Regions from separate parts of the Homo sapiens genome. Here region 2 is linked to region 1. Evidence: read pairs that join two places in POLR2A ChIA-PET (ENCODE). Cell type or tissue: Panc1. All regions are shown on one strand.

Region 1 (2,500 bases):
AATTGCCCACCCCTTTTCCAGAAAACTCATCAATAATCCACACCTTGTTTAGCATACAATCAAGAAATAACTATAAGTATAGTCAGTCCGGCAGCCCATGCCACTGCTATGCCTATGGAGTGGCCACTCTTTTATTCCTTTTTTTTTTAAATAAACTTACCTTCACTTTATGGACTCGCAGGGAATTCTTTCCTTTTTTTTTCTTTTTTTTACATTCAGAATTTTTATTTTAAAACAAAGAATCAGAGTAACATTTATAATAGAAAATCCATATGGAAATATTCACAATCTTCTCAGTGAGAAATGGGAAAACAACTTCCCTGCCTTACTGCCATCCTACTGTTTGAGGAGCCAGAAGTTGACTTGAAGTTGCAAGGTCACCTTTTCCAGCTAAACCCCACTCCATAGCTATGTGTACTTTTTTTTTTTTTTTTTTTTTGAGACGGAATCTCGCACTCTGGCCTGGGCTAGGATGCAATGGTGCGATCTTGGCTCACTGCAACCTCTGCGTCCTGGATTCACGTGATTCTCCTGCCTCAGCCTCCCCAGTAGCTGGGATTACAGGGGCCCACCACCACGCCTGGCTAAGAATTCTTTCTTTCTTACACACGATCCAAGAATCCTCTCTTGGAGTCTGGATGGGACACCTTTCTGGTAACAGTTGCAGTGAGCTGAGATCGTGCCACTGCACTCCAGCCTGGGTGACAGAGACCCCGTCTCAAAAAAAAAAAAAAAAAAATCGAAGTGTGATTCTGAGCCTCTTTGAAAATACTGCTTAGGATAGCTGGTGTGGCCCACTCCCATAATCCCATCACTTTGGGAGGCCTAGGCAGGAGGATCCCTTGAGCCCAGGAGTTCAAGACCAGACTGGGCAACATAGTAAGACCCTGTCTCTCTACAAAATAAAATTAGCTGGGCATGGTAGCACACACCTGTGCTCCTAGCTACTTGGGAGGCTTAGGATCTGCTTGAGCTGGGGAGGTCGAGGCTGCAGTGAGGCATGATCATACCACTGCACTCCAGCCTGGGGGACAAAGGGAGACCCTGCCTCAGAGAGAGACAGATAAATTATACTGCTTAAATTCATCTCAAGTCGCTCTAACTCACAACAAATGCTTACCCTGGCAGAGAACGTGTGATTTTGAGGTTGCTTTCACACATACCTGCTAGTGTCCACTAGGTCTCCACTTCTTACCGTGAGGCTGGGTTTCGCGTTCTGGTTCCAGGCTGTCCCCCCACTGCCTGCCCCTGCCCCGAATCGCAGGTTTTGCCGCAATGGCAAGTCCCAACTTGGCCAACAGGGGGCGCCCGCCCGAACCGCCAGGACCGAGACTCGCGAGCTTCCGGGCCCAGTTCCTCAGATTCAGCGCGGGGGAGAGCTGCGGGCCCCGCCGGGGGAGCCCAGGGGGCCTTCGCAGAGGATCTGGAGGCCTTTCAGAAAGGAAGCCAGGTGCAGGGACGACCCGAAGCCCGGACCCCAGCCCCGGCGCTGCAACAGGCCCGCCCTCCCTGCCTTGGCCCTTCCCTCTTACTATTTTTATTTTGAGCGAGAGTCTCGCTGTGTCACCCAGGCTGGTCTCGAACTCCCCCTCCCAAAGTGCTGGGATCACAGGCGTGAGCCACCGCGCCCGCTGGCTCCCGATCTTCCGCGGGGCCCAGACGCCAAGGTCCCGGCTCTCCATTCGAAAGCGGAGTCCCCCTCTCCGGAGTCGAATGGAATCCCCGCTTCCCGGCTTCCCGCTCCTGAGGCTTAGTCCCCGCCTCTCCCCGAGGGGCTCAGCCCCGCTGTTTCCTCCAGAGGCGGATCCCGCAGTTTTCCCCCCAGAAAAGGAATTCAGCATTTTTTATCCTAGGTCTAACCCGGCCTTCCGCTCCAAGACTAAGTGATGGTCTACGCCGCCGGCGGCCGAATCCCCACCCGCCCTACCAGAGGCTAAGCCCCCACCTCGCGCTTAAGGGAACGAGTCCCGATCTGTCGCCGTAGTGCCGCCCCAGGCTGCCGGCCGCCGAGTCCCCGTTCCCTCCGCACCCGCCACCCCGCGTAGGCTGACTCCCCGCTTGCCGCCCCAAACCGAAGTCCCAATTTTTAGCTTCAGTGGCCTCAGAGACCTGACTTTTCCAAGCTTCCATAGGAAGGTGAGGATGGAGAGCATCTGGCATCCGGAGCCCCTGTCCCTCGGCACAGCCCCGAGGCCTCCGGGGGGTCGGGGGAAAGGGTTCGGGGACCGCAGGGGCGATGAAGCCCCAAACCCTGAGCCATTCTCCGTGCTTCTGGCCTTAGAGGGACTTGCGCACACATGGCTGAGAATATTAACCAGAAAGGTGTTACTGATACCAGAAAGGGGTCCCGATCCAGACCCCAAGAGAGAGTTCTTGGACCTTGGGCAAAAATTCCAGGCGATTCCATAGAGTAAAGTGAAAGCAAGTTTATTAAGAAAGCAAAGGAATAAAGAAGGGCTACTCCATAGGCAGAGCACCAGCGTGGGCTGCTCAACTGATT
Region 2 (2,500 bases), 310 kb after region 1:
CATTGTCTGTGTCAGTTTCCAGCACCAGTGTATTGATTCATTAGCTTCCCTTCATTTGCATTTAGTCTAGTAGATGGCTAGCAAGGATCAACACTTTTCTGGTCTGCTATTTCCATCTCCTTTTGTGTGAGATGTTATGTCCTTCAACAAGGTAAAATTTCATTAATAAGTATGGAAAGTTAATACAAGAATTCTGCATCCTTCTCTTCTATCCATTCTAATTCAAAATTATTTACGGGGTCTTCATGTTACCTTATATTTCTGCCCTCACATCACTTATCAGTCCACTGCCATGCTCCATCCCTCACACCACCCCACATTTTAGTTCACACTCCACTACTGACGTTCTTTGTACAGTCATGAACCTAGGATCAAGACTACCTGTTAAAGCTGAAATCCTATACCTCCCTGCTTTCAACTTCTGCATGGAGCTTAAAACAGTGTCTCTACCACCACCCCTATCCTGGCACCCACCTTGGATTTTGTCTCCCTCAGCTCCTTTTTTGTCTCACCACCAGCACCAAAGCGGTTGGTCTGTGTTCTCTTTCCTTCCACTGCACATCTCATCAATCAAGTTAGAAGTTTCGAATAGAGGCCGGGCGCAGTGGCTCACCCCTGTAATCCCAGCGCTTTGGGAGGCTGAGGTGGGCGCATCACGAGGTCAAGAGATCTACCTCATCCTGGCCAACATGGTGAAATCTCTTCTCTACTAAAAATACAAAAACTAGCTAGGTGTGGTGGTGTGCGCCTGTAGTCACAGCTACTTGGGAGGCTGAGGCAGGAGAATTGCTTGAACCCGGGAGACAGAGGTTGCAGTGAGTGAACTCCAGCCTGAGTGAGACTCCATCTCAAAAATAAAAAAAAGAAGAAGTTTCGAATACGTCTCCCACTTGGGTTTGGGAGCTTCTAGTTTCATTCCAACCACTTACTGTGTGTCCACTATGTGCCAAGAATTATGCAAGATAAGTTTATGCATCTTCGTATCTTTGGAGGTAGATGAATAACGAATATACACATGAATGCATGAGACCGGGAGGTATAGGTAAGAACTAGCCAGACCCAAAATTCCAGACAAAATATTAACAATTTCCACTTAGCCCTTGATTTTTCCCCAAGGTGCTGACAATAGGGGACCCCTCCAGGATCTCTGTTAAATACACATGTTCTGGTGAGGGTAGAATTAAGTATGAGACAGGAGGGCACATTCAATGATTTCTAAATAGTGTGGGGTCAAAGGCCCCACGTTGGACAAAGCCCAGAGGCAACCTCCCCCAATCTTAAGATCATGGTTTGGGATACCCACTGCACACAGGAATTTGTCACTCTGTTCTTCCATGCCTTTATTGGTGACAGCAATGGACAAGAACAATACCAGGCATAGCAGACACCCTAGCCCAGTACCTGAGGTGCCAGGCAGGCCCTGAAGGGCCATTGGCACATCCAGTCCCAGCCCAAGATCCAGTCTACCCAGGCCATGTCCCCGAATGGGCAGGAGGCCGTCTGTCCAGTTTGTATGTGTGGATCAGTCTCTCTGAGTGTCTGAGCCGCTGCCTGCAGGGCCCCCCCATTCTCCGCACATGGTAGGGGCTGTTAGGAACATAGCGTGGCATCCCCCGGTGGACCACTGGGCCCCAGTGCTGACCATGGGGATTAGGGCCAGGGATTGGAGGTGGCAGAGGGCCAGGCACAAAGTTCACTCCAGGGCCACATCCTACAAAAGAACCAGTCATTATAAGAGCAGGCTTCTGGCCAGAGTGAGTGCAGCTCTGCCTTGAAGCAACTCTTGTCCTCCAGGTGAGCTTCTCTGTTTCCCTATCTACAAAAAAGGGATAGTCCTTCCCCTACCTTCAGACGGTGAAACAGTGACAACCAGTGAGCTGATTAATGAACCTACAGATGATGTTTCAGACTCAGGGACTGCTGTGACCAAACCCAGTGCTAGGGGCACAAGGAGCTACCCAACTCCTCTCAGCTCACCTAGGCATAGGAGGCTGGGTAAGGGGAGGTACAAGAGGGTGGGGGAGCTGCAGAAGCACCTACCTAAGTGGGGTGGCATCGAGAAGTCCTCCACTGGATTATAGTTGAAGAATTCATGGGGTGGGAAGGGCTGGCCTGGGAAAAAAGGGGTATCCTGGGGCAGGGGTGGGAAGAGGGGAGGTGGCGAGGGCTGAGGAAGCGGGTAGGGAAAAGGCATGGGAGGAGGCAAAGAAGAAGGTGGGGGTGGGAGCAAGGCCAGGTGCTCCCCGAAGTCTGGGGTCTGCCTATGGCTTCCCTGGAATGGATGATTCATCTCTGCCCAGTCCTCAATCCACGGGTCTAGGAATGGGATGGTTGTTTTAGGTAGGCTTGGGAGCCAGGCTGCCCTGAACTCTGGCCATCCACACTTCTAAAGCTCTATTCCTTCCTCTTGGAGAGCAGAGCCACCAGGCTGGAGCATCCTTGCCCTCTACCCAGTTTTCCTCATTCCCTCTCATTTCAGGCCAAGCCCAAAGTGTGTTCC

Evidence for each region. Peaks named below come from ENCODE experiments on the same cell type or tissue, not always from the same donor. Only the 100,000 strongest peaks of a DNase experiment are listed, where the experiment ranks them.
Region 2: POLR2A ChIA-PET joins it to region 1 with 11 read pairs; 2 of 35 experiments call an interaction of 5 or more read pairs at or near these places.

Annotation. Positions count from the first base shown.
Region 1 is chr20:2,523,260-2,525,759 of GRCh38, forward strand. It overlaps a transcript of ZNF343 not described here. Among named protein-coding and RNA genes, the nearest start is that of TMC2, 12 kb to the right of the region's middle. RefSeq lists a silencer at 1,386-1,555. In Panc1, a CTCF peak has its summit at 1,301 (motif pointing right); a DNase peak (open chromatin) is centred at 1,222; H3K4me3 peaks cover 1,591 bases; H3K27ac peaks cover 643 bases.
Region 2 is chr20:2,833,999-2,836,498 of GRCh38, forward strand. PCED1A (PC-esterase domain containing 1A) reads right to left here. Exons shown (of 8, transcript NM_022760.6): 7 at 2,041-2,316; 8 at 1,316-1,711. The coding sequence ends at 1,464. Among named protein-coding and RNA genes, the nearest start is that of PCED1A, 5.4 kb to the right of the region's middle. In Panc1, no CTCF peak of the experiment used is centred here; no DNase peak of the experiment used is centred here.